3 separate regions of the Homo sapiens genome follow, and all the other regions are linked to region 1. Evidence: chromatin contacts called from ENCODE Hi-C data. All regions are on one chromosome and are shown on one strand. Each heading gives the region's core, a stretch centred on a gene start or an enhancer-like site at or near the end of the contact. The rest is flanking DNA. Distances are from core to core; before and after follow the strand shown. Region 1 has its middle 180 kb from the start of ATAD2B. Region 2 overlaps KLHL29 (kelch like family member 29). Region 3 overlaps KLHL29 (kelch like family member 29).

What was found. A loop is a pair of places that touch in the nucleus more often than their neighbours do. Pooled maps may share reads with other maps.
Region 2: a loop to region 1 is called in a map of gastrocnemius medialis, with 6 times the contacts of the local background. The contact joins two enhancer-like sites. A Hi-C loop is called at or near these places in 3 of 168 maps with a recorded cell type or tissue (gastrocnemius medialis and psoas muscle) and 1 of 50 pooled maps.
Region 3: a pooled map shows a loop between it and region 1 (2.8-fold over the local background). The contact joins two enhancer-like sites. A Hi-C loop is called at or near these places in 3 of 168 maps with a recorded cell type or tissue (A673, Calu3 and psoas muscle), 1 of 37 single-sample maps with no recorded cell type and 7 of 50 pooled maps.

Annotation. Positions count from the first base shown.
Region 1 is chr2:23,743,037-23,746,519 of GRCh38, reverse strand. It overlaps a transcript of ATAD2B not described here. Among named protein-coding and RNA genes, the nearest start is that of ATAD2B, 180 kb to the left of the region's middle. Within about 2 kb of position 1,304, at least 3 of the 41 ENCODE cell types and tissues checked have a DNase peak (open chromatin) inside an H3K27ac peak, as active enhancers do; they include A673, gastrocnemius medialis and psoas muscle, where a contact is called at or near this core.
Region 2 is chr2:23,424,541-23,428,447 of GRCh38, reverse strand. The region is part of intron 1 of KLHL29 (kelch like family member 29); the gene reads right to left. Among named protein-coding and RNA genes, the nearest start is that of LINC02923, 39 kb to the right of the region's middle. RefSeq lists an enhancer at 2,360-2,860. Within about 2 kb of position 2,432, at least 13 of the 41 ENCODE cell types and tissues checked have a DNase peak (open chromatin) inside an H3K27ac peak, as active enhancers do; they include gastrocnemius medialis and psoas muscle, where a contact is called at or near this core.
Region 3 is chr2:23,402,671-23,406,063 of GRCh38, reverse strand. The region is part of intron 1 of KLHL29 (kelch like family member 29); the gene reads right to left. Among named protein-coding and RNA genes, the nearest start is that of LINC02923, 17 kb to the right of the region's middle. RefSeq lists an enhancer at 1,130-1,711. Within about 2 kb of position 1,488, at least 16 of the 41 ENCODE cell types and tissues checked have a DNase peak (open chromatin) inside an H3K27ac peak, as active enhancers do; they include A673, where a contact is called at or near this core.

The DNA.
Region 1 (3,483 bases), core at 55-2,554:
AGGCATTGAGGGAGCATAAAGATGAGCAAGACATTGTGTCTGTCTTCAAGGACATTTTTATAATTTAACATACTTATATCACGTTTACTAGGTGCTGGAGACTATTCTGAGTGCTATACAGACACAAATGCAAATTCTTTTCATCTTTACAAGAACCTTATGAGATAGGTGCTATTATTATCCCCATTTTACAGATCAGGAAACTGAGTTATAGATTAATTTGCTCAAGGTCACACATCCAGGATTCAAATGTAGGCAGTTTGGCTCCAGAGTTGATGCTTTTAATCACTATGCTTGACTGCTTCTTGTGGGGGTAGACAGATAACAAACATCATTTCAGTCTAATACGGCATGTGTTAAGATTGAATTTTATATTAGGCACTGTAGGTATACAGAGGAGGAGCATGTAACCTAACCTCAAGGAAGCCTTTCTGGTTCCTTGCCTGAGCTGAGGCATCAAGGTGGGAAAGGATTTCCAGGCAGAAGGAACAACAGAAGCATAGGCTGAGAAGTGAAATAGCATGACAGCTGCAGGGGAAAGTACAGGCAGTTCTCTGTCATCACAGGTCAACATCTGTTTCACAGATTTATTTGAGCAACTGCCAAATAAAGCAAGTGCCAGAGCACTGTTCTTGGCAAGGGAGTTAACAGCTGAAGACAGGACAGCAAGGTCCTTGCTTTTTGGAGCTTACAGTCTAGTCAGCAAAGAGTAAACAAACAACATGTTACCTAACAGTGGTAAATGCTTGGATGACAATAAATACAGCAGTAGTATTAGTAGCAGCAGACAACTGAGTGCCAGGTATTATTACAAGCATTAACCATTTAATTATCACAGCAACTGTGGGAGGTAGGTACTGTTGTTGGTCCCATTTAAGAGAAGGGGAAACTGAAATAGAGAATGCTTAGGTGACTTGCCCAAGGTTACACAGCTAACATCAGGTTGGGGGGTCCTATCTTGTGGTGTGGCTTTAGAGATTGAATTTTTAACCCATCAATCATTAAGGTGAATGGTAAATTCCTTTGCTTGTATTCAAGTCTTCCTTCCTTCCTTCCTTTCCTTCCTTCCCTTCCCTTCCCTTCCCTTCCCTTCCCTTTCCTTCCTTCCTTCCTTCCTTCCTTCCTTCCTTCCTTCCTTCCTTCCTTCCTTCTTTCCTTCCTTCCTTCCATCCCTCTCTGTCTCTTTCTCTCTTTCTCGCTTGCTTTCTTTCTTGCGTGCGTGCTTGCTTGCTTGCTGTGGAGTCTGGTTGTGTTGCCCAGACTGGAGTGCAGTAACACGATCTTGGCTCACTGCCGCCTCTGCCTCTCAGGTTCCAGCGATTCTCCTGCCTCAGCCTCGTGGGTAGCTGGGATTAGAGGCATGTGCCACCACCCCTGGCTAATTTTTGTACTTTTTGTAGGGACGGGGGTTTCACCATGTTGGCCAGGCTGGTCTTGAACTCCTGACCTCAGGTGATCTGCCCGCCTTGGCCTCCCAAAGTGCTGGGATTACAAGCGTGAGCAACCGTGCCTGGCCTCAAGTTTTTCTAGGAATAAACATTTTTAAATAGTAGAATACCACAGAGAATAATACAACATGCATGTTCCTACCACCCAGTATTAAATGTTAACAATTTGTCATACTTGTTTTAGTTCTTTTTTGAAAAGAAAAAATTTCAGAGAAGATTTAAGTCTACTTTCTACCCATTCCCAATCCCATTCGTTTTCTTTCTTTACTGGTGGCAGCCACTGTGATGATTTTGACGAATATCCTGTCTGTGTTTTAAATTATTTTATTTGAGAAGGTAATAGTATGCGGCTGGAGTCAGACTGTCTGAATTTGAATCCTGGTTATGTTCCTTCTTGGCTATGCAACATGTGACAAATTATTTCACCCCTCTGCAGGTCAGTGTACTTATCCATAAGATGGGCCACAGTGATAGCACCAACCCCATGGTGGTTACTGCAATGATTACATATTTGAGTGAATATATGTAAAGCACTTAGAACAGTACCAGGCACATAGTAAGTGTTCAAGAAATTTCAGTCATCTTTCTAAACATTTGTATGTGTCTATAAACATTGTTTTGTGGGTTTAAAAATGTCTATAAATGGGATTAATATCTTTAAAATTTATATATTTTAAAGTCAGAAACACATGTATGTAGTTTAAAGAATGAAGTAGTTCTAGAAGGCTTGTTATAAAAAACAGCAGTTCCCTGATTCTAGAACCCTCCTTCTCCAAAAAAAAAAAAAAATTCTCCCAGGAGCCAATTGTTTTCAACACCTGTAGCTGATTATTTGATGTTTCTAAATACTATTCTTAGATGGCTACTTTTTATTTTCCAGTTTTAGTCATTTTCTTTTGATTTCCCACCATTTAAAATATAGTAATATCTGCCCTCACCACACGTTTCACACTTCTTGTCCTCTCGTCCTCCCAGTTGTTTATAATTTTGGTCAGATCATTATTCAGTATTTGCATTATTGTGTCTATGTAAAAATTATTGACAGTGGAACTATTTAGTGTACTATGATGATGTTTCCTTTCTTGTACACCTTTTTGTTAATAATAGTCTTCATTGTATTTATTTACCTGTTTTTTTATGTATAATCATGAGTTTGAACCCAGCACGCCTTTATTCCCAGCATTTTGGGAGGCTGAGGCAGAAGGATCCTTGAGCCCAGGAGTTCAAGACCAGCCTGGGTAACATAATGAGACCCTGTCTCTACAGAAAAATTAAAAAATTAGCCAGGCTTGGTGGCATGCATCATAGTCTCAGCCACTCAGGAGGCTGAGATGGGAGGACCACTTGAGCTTGGGAGTTTGAGGCTTCAGTGACCCAAGATCGCAGCACCTGCACTCCAGCCTGAGTGACAGAGTGACACCCTGTCTCAAAAAAACAATTTTAAAAACTAGTTTGTTCCTCAGTTCATCCCCAGCAATCCAACTCTCTCTCTCTTTTTTTTTTTTTTTTGAGTCGGATTTTCGCTCTGTTGCCCAGGCTGGAGTGCAGTGGTGTAATGTCGGCTCACTGTAACCTCCACCTCCCGGGTTCGAGCGATTCTCCTGCCTCAGTCTCCCAAGCAGCTGGGATTACAGGCATGCGCCACCATGCATTATTTATTTTTATTTCGCAGAGATGGGGTTTCACCGTGTTGGTCAGGCTGGTCTCGAACTCCTGACCTCAAATGATCCACCTGCCTCGGCCTCCCAAAGTGCTGGGATTACAGGCATGAGCTACTGCGCCTGGCCCCAACTCTTGTTAGTATCACCAAACATGTAAGGTATTATAGCATTTCATTTTCTTGAGAAAATTTCTCCTGGAACATTCTAACCCTTTCCAATTTTGCATTGGTGTACACCAAGGTCTTGCATAGTCATTTTTTTTTTTTTTTGGGCGAACATCCTTCACCTTTCTCTTGCACTGAATCTTATATCTGGACTTTTCTCATTTATATCCTGTATTGCTGCTGAGAAGTCGGTGCTTTTCTGCTTATTGT
Region 2 (3,907 bases), core at 1,183-3,682, 320 kb after region 1:
CAAAGCATAGTAAAGTGATTATGGAGTGCCAGGAAGGAGGGATAGAAGTTGAGGGAAACTAGTGAAATCCTATACCCATGCCAGACCCTAAACACCTACCTCGCAACATCACTGGGGGAAAATGGGCCTTCAGGTCCCAAGCCTCACATGCAGGGGGACAGCGGAAGACACAGCCACTTGCCGCAGAGTGACTCAGCTCCCCTACATTTCTGCCCATGCAGATTCCTAGACCTGCCCACGTCAACACTCCAAGGCCTTCTGCGGACACGGTCCAAACTCTGTTCTCTCTGGATGGCAGCTGTCGTGGATGAGGCCATGCGGCAGGTGCTCTGTCATTAATCCGTTAGCAGTGATAGCCTGCAATGCTCCATCAGGGTGTGACATATTTCGACACCAATCAAGAAATGAGTTTTCACGCATGCTGATGGCTAATCAAGGCTGCAGGCAGAGACAGACTCTGGCACGCTTGTTAATGGCATTCTCTATTAAACGGGAGCCGCCCAGGTATAAAATAACCACCCAGATAGGAGCCTCCATGAGCACAGGAAGATGGGCAAACAGACAGCTGATGGGCTCCCAACATTGTTTTACTTAACTACAACATGCCAGAATATTCCACAGAACAGATTCCAGTGTTTAAAAATATGTCACAAAACTGACATCAAGGACCTTGCTCATACACTGACAGGATTTTACATTTTTATCTTAAAATATTTCCCAGTAGGTGAATTACCCAAATTAGTCAATAATAGACCCCAAAATTACTATGTTTAGCCAATTGAGTGTGACACCAAAACGCCTGACCACATGAGCCATCTCTCCCTCAAAGCCATTTTAACGTGACTGTCCGCAGGCGCTGAAAGGTTGCAATTTTGCTGTGATGATGAAATGCCACAGCAGAAGGCCATAAACTAATAAACACGGATGTGGCCACGCAGAACACGCCACCCCTCTGAGCCTCACAGAGAACTCAAAGTTACTGTTAACACCTAGAAGTTTTAAAAAATGTTATTTCCGCCAATATCAATTTTTCATCAGGACACACCATCTAAAGCATGACTTCCCACTGTGAGAGACTTTTCTGGCAGCTCAGGTTAAAGAAGTCATTCAGTAAAAGAGTGATTTTTGACAGATTCATTCATTTCCTGTGGTAACACCGTATTGTTAAGTTCACCTCCATTTTGGTGTAAATATAGAACGCCGCAAAAATATTCAGCCCAGAATGATCAACGTGTGGCCCCCTTTCAAACTGGCTCTTGCACAGTTTTCGGCTGTGCAATTAGCCAGCACCTTCTTGTGGAGTCAGGAGACCTGAGCTCCTGTTAGGTACTGTTTTGGGAAAAAGAGTAGGGACATTCAGAGGCACCATGCAGCGGTCACCTGGGATATGAAATGCCAGATCAAGAGGCCTGGGTATCAGTAAGCAAATCGTTTAATGGCTCAAATCCACATCACTCTATAAAAGAGTGCTATCACTTTTCTGGTTAGAATAAGAAAAGGCCTTGAAAGCAATGTTCTTTTCTGAATGACACATGTGGCTCTGTTAGAGGTTAGATTTCAGGGTGCGTCATGTGTACTTCACCCTCATGGCAGACTGTATCACCCCCCGCTAGAACACAGAAGCTTCCAGAAGAGCTGTCAGCTGAGGCTGGGTCCAGCTGTGCACTGAGACCTTGGCAGAAAGAGCTGGCAACCTGGCCCTTTGCTGTCCCAGTCACGGCTCTGAGTGCTGCACTGGATTCTCGGGCCATACTTTCCATGGGATGTTGACAAACTGCAGCCCATTTAGAGACGTGACTCAGATGCCAAAAGTACATGAAAAGTATGTGTGAGCCAGGGCAGGAGACATTCTTGCAGATTGGGCGTTTATTTGCAGCAGCGGGGAGGGTGTCTTTGCTTCTTTACATGCCTGAAAGGCCTTCCTGTAGCAGGCGGACCAGGTGCGCACTGGGAGACCCCGAGGGGCAGAAAGAACCAGAACTGGAGGGGAAAAGCTGATGGAAGAGGGGCCTCCCCTCAGTTGGGCTAGGAGCTCCTGCTCCTGGAGGTGACCAGTGGCCGCCGGGAAGTCACTTGGCAGGGGAGCCCTGGGGAGCTCATGAGTCAATGATTCCATAAATAATAGTACCTTGGATTGATACATTTGAGGATGGGTTGTGGCAGGTCAACCAGCTGGAACAGATACAAATAAATGTTCCTGCAGGAGGGTCACAAAACACCTGCAGAGCCTGAGTACAGTAGAATGGTTTCTGCTGTTGCGTAAGTTAACCCTCTGCCCTACTCATCCCCTCCTCCCCGCTTCCCACAGCCTTCCAGAACCCAGTTGTCCCTCCCAAGAGCCTTTCCCATGACCCTGAGGCCATCTCCCCACCTCAAAGGCACTCCCCAGGCATGGGAAGGGTGCAGTCATCCTCTGTGATCAGTATCTTTGAAATGGCACACACCCTTGTCCCAGAACACTGGAAGAATGCACACATGGGAGCCTGGGAGAATGTATACACAGCATGCTCTTGGCCACCCTGAGGCCCTGGGCGGCCTCTTCCCACCTCTCTGGGCTTTGATTTGTGCCCTATGAAGAAAGAGACCCAGCCTGGATCACTATTGTCCTGTGGTCCTTCCAGTGCTCACAAATGGTACAAGGAACAAAATTCCACCTGGCTGCTATTGTTCTGCCAAGTCATGTGACAGCCAGTTCTCAGAAATGATGTCGCCTGCACCCAGTACACCCAGTCTAATCTAAGGCAAGCTGGCAAAGCAGCTTAGCGGGGATCAGCCAAGGGCTGCTCCTTTCGGGGCTGCAGTCTGGGGGGACACTGGCTTCCTTTCATCTGTGTCTCCAGCTCACTCCCTATCCCCACACCAGGGTAGGACGCAGGCAGGGGGCTCACCCTGCTACCTGCCCAGCGTTGCGTTCTTTGAAGGATGAACTCAAAGGCAACACTCCTAAATGCCCTCACCTCTGGCTAGCTTTTGGCATTTGCTATGGGACCCTGGTCTGGCCGGCCCTGGAGAGAGAGGTATTTGCTGGCGCCCAAGGAGGAAGCCATACATTCCTTAGCAGGCGGGGACTGGTTGTTCCCCACCCTCACTTCTCTCCCCTTCTCCAGCTCCCTCCTGAAATCCCTGGGCTTTGTGTCTCTAGATCAGCATTTCCAATTCTGTTTTTGACTAATGAACTCCTTTCACAGTAATCTATAATTTCACAAACCCCCTACAATTAAAAAAAATCATTTTATCATTTTTGCATGGCTTATGGTAAAAAAGATTTTTAGTTAAATATTTTATATGAGTATATTATTCAAGGATTATATTAAATGAGCATTAAAAGACCATTTTTTAATAACGTTCATTATATATAAAGACACATTTCAACATTTTCCCATTTAACGTTATACACAACATTTCATTTCCTTTAAATTAGTTGTGCAAGGAAAGACTGATTTGTTGACAAATAAAAAATGACATTTTGGTTTGGGGACCAACATATCTAAAACATAATTGAAACTTAATTATGTGCATCAGCTTTAAAAATAGATAAAAACTGCTTTTGTGACCCGATCGTTAGAATTCGTGCATTTTTGAGCGTAAGGAAAATCAACTGCAGTGTTTTAGTAATGTTCAAATGTTATCTAAATGATGAGATAAAGCGAGATTCGGAGAGAGATTTATAAGTCCTTCTTCCAAATAACACATTGCTGGTAATAATTTTTTCTAATCAATAAAAGGCAAGCTGGTTAAATTATCTCTGTATTATCTGCCCCCCACACCCTTCTTTCTTCCTCTCATTTGATGTACTAAAGACATTTAGATGACCTATATAAGAACTTGGATCAGATAGATGATCACAACTTATGGATCTGGTAAAAACAACCTTGAGGCAAATTTGCAGAATTATCATTCTTAGGCT
Region 3 (3,393 bases), core at 239-2,738, 340 kb after region 1:
AGCCACCACGCTCAGCCTAGACAATATATTTATTAGAGATTATTACTTTGTTGTTATACCTGAACATTTTACACAATGGATGTTGCCTTTTACTACCAAAACCTGTTCCACATTAACTTTCAAAAATGTGTATATCACCCACTATAATCCTACAACCCTCTTCCTTACACCTACCCATCCTTTAAGGCCAAGTTCAAAATTCATTTCCCCCATGAAGCCTTCCTGGATTTGCCCAGCCCATTCTGCTTGACCTCCAAAACCATGTGCTCAAAGTAAAGCCTTGACTCCTGGCTTCAGAAACTCTCACAACGGCATTGTAGCTCTTGGGCTGAGCTCCTTACCAAGTATCCTAGAACCCCTAGGATGGGGAGCAAACCATCTCCTGCTCGAGTCTTGTGTGTTGTGGTTGGGAGCTGAGCTTGCAGAACTGGTGCCAACATTGTTGGTCCTCATGGTTGGGGAAGGCATGGACAATGTCATCAGCAGGATCTGTGGAACTGGATGCCAGCCCCTGACCAGAACCAGTCCCTGATGAAGTTCTCATAGGCCATGGAAAAGGAGAAAACCTCAGATAATGCAGCAAATTTTCCAAAACACTAAACGTATTCAACTGCCCTCTATTCAGGGATTACATCTTTCCTACTTTTTGGTGTTAAAACATGCATTGTTTTGTCAAATGATGAGGTGATGAGTAGATGGTAATTTTTAAATGTCATTTTACAAACTAACAACTGGCCACATCTCAATTCCCCGGTTTCCATCATGTTTCATGGTCCGTAAAATAATAAACAATATAACTAACTTTTTTAGAAAAAATGGAGTTGAAAAAAAGGTATTACCTTTATAATCCAAACAATATTGGTATGGATTGAACAAAATTAGAATATTTGTTATGCATGAGAGAAGTATGCCTAATTATCCAATTAAAATAGCTACCTTTCCTTATCCCAGTTATTTTTCCTTATAACATTTATAATTATCTAAATCATACTCCAGTATTTGTTCTCCTTTTTTATGCCAAGTCTTCCTGTGGAGGATGTGTGTTCCACGAGGACAGGATCTGAGTCTGGCTCAAGCTGACACACAGTAGGTACTCAACAAATATGTGTAACATACATAAAGGAAAGAACTTGGACCTAGAGAAGGTGTCTTAAAATATGAGATTCAAGTTTCATGGAAGTTATGGATGGGGTCGACAATATACTAGCATGTGGAACTGTCTGTCTGGAGAAAACTCCTGCAAAGGATTCCTTTGGTCCCCAGTCATTCTGGGAATAAGACATAAAAAGAGAGTAGGTAAACACAGAGGGCAGATTCCTGGCCGGAAGTGTTGGCTTACAGGCTCGGCAGGACGTATTAAGTGGAAGCATACATACAACTCAATTGCAAGCAGCTCTCCACTTCCTGCTCTGCAGAACACTCTCCTTCCCCCAGGCCTCTCAGCTTCCCTTTAGAAAACAAATCGTTTTTACAGTAGTTGATGAGAAAATGCCCTCTTGTGGGCGTGACAGTGGACCACCTCGATCATGTCACGGATTTCTGAAAATGTGGTTATTCCAGAGAATTCCTTCACGAGATTTAAAGGATTTCTTTTTTTTAAATCTCAAACATCAATGCTTTGTTAAAGCAAAAATACATTTTCTAAGAGGCCATTAAACAGTCCTCAATTCACTTCGGCGTGTCTAACTTAGCAATGCAAGTTCTGATTATCTTAAACAGCATCATCACAAAGATAATTATTCTCCTTTCTAAATTTTTGTACGATTTGCTAATGACTGAGTGATTTTTTTTTTAATAGTCATCGCCCAGAATCTGCCTCTTTTTCTGCTCCCAGGGAACCATCACCTGAGATTGACGGGCAGCAATTGAAAATAATAAAATTATGTAAGATGAGCTTGTAATCACCAGCATTTCACAGGAAGCAAAACGCATTTCGTTCTGGCTGAGGAACAGAAAGTTTCTTCCTCATTTTAAATCTGTATCAGAGGTAAAGCCTTCTATTAAAACACAATTCTCTGTACACTTACAGCCTCTGGCAGGCTGCCAAGGAGACTATCATGGAACCACCGCTGCAGAGAAGTAGGCAGTCAAAGGCATCGAGGATTGCTCCTGAGAAAGGATGCAAAGTCTCCAGAATTCTTGGGAGGGCTCTGCCCACAGCTACCCCCCACCTCTTCTGGCCAGGCCTCCCTCCTCAAATGCAAACACATATGCACACACACGCACACACGCTCTTTTTCTGGGAGAGGCATGGCAAAAATAAACACTGAGAAAATTCTTCCCTGTCTTTTGCGCCTGCACACACACACACACACACACACACACACACACACACACTCTCTCTCTCTCTCTTTGGGTTTCATCTTCCCCTTTCTTTTCTCTTTTGGATGTATTATTGTTTTCATCATCATTATTATTAATAAATTGCAAACTCTGCAGTCCAGGACCTGGTTAATTGCACCTTTTTGCTGCATGTAATTTACAGGTACATGTGACCACTTGGGGGCACAGTTATTTGAGAATGCTGGCACTGGCATTCAATAAGGTATGCTTTTAAGGTTTGAAGCCTGCTTTAAGAAAGCCCCAAATCTTGACTCTTACTGGAGCCCCAGCATGGAAGAGAATCCTGAGAATTATTCCTTTAAGGTGAGTCTGAGATTCATTATGAGGGACATTTTTATATGGGATTATACAAAACCATTTGGTTCCTTTCCCATTTTAAAAACTGGTAGTTTAAAAATTTCTTCTACATGGCGGCCTGTCCTTTTTCTGTTTTCATCAGTCTTAATGTCAGCATGGACGTAAACACATACTGCTCACTATGGGATGGGGACGGGCATGGCAAAATTAACTTTCCTATGATAGTTAATTCTTTTGCCTTGTTAGGTAAATTTTTATCTTTCCCAATATGAAAAATACGCTTATTATTTTAAAAACCAGAAAATGTTATGGTAGAAAGATGACCACTGTTAATATTATGGCACATTTTCAGCCTTTTTATCTATGTTCTTTGTTTTCATATACTTGACATTATAGTGTACACTATATATATAGTATAGTACGTCTACAGTGAAAACTATATGTATATATACATATAAGATATATATACATACACATATAAGATTATATATGATATATAAGATATATACACATACATAGATTTAAAGAAATCAGGGATACATATGTATATGTACATATATATACACACACATATATAAGAAATCAGGGACACACATGTATTAATTAAGTTTCCTTATTAATTAAAAACTATTCTCTCAAATAACCAAACTTACAGTGAAATCACTGAAGAAACTTTGTTCTCAATATCCATAGAAATGTTTTATATTTTTCCCATGGTTTTCTCATCAGCAGAAAGGCAAGGAGGGTTATTTA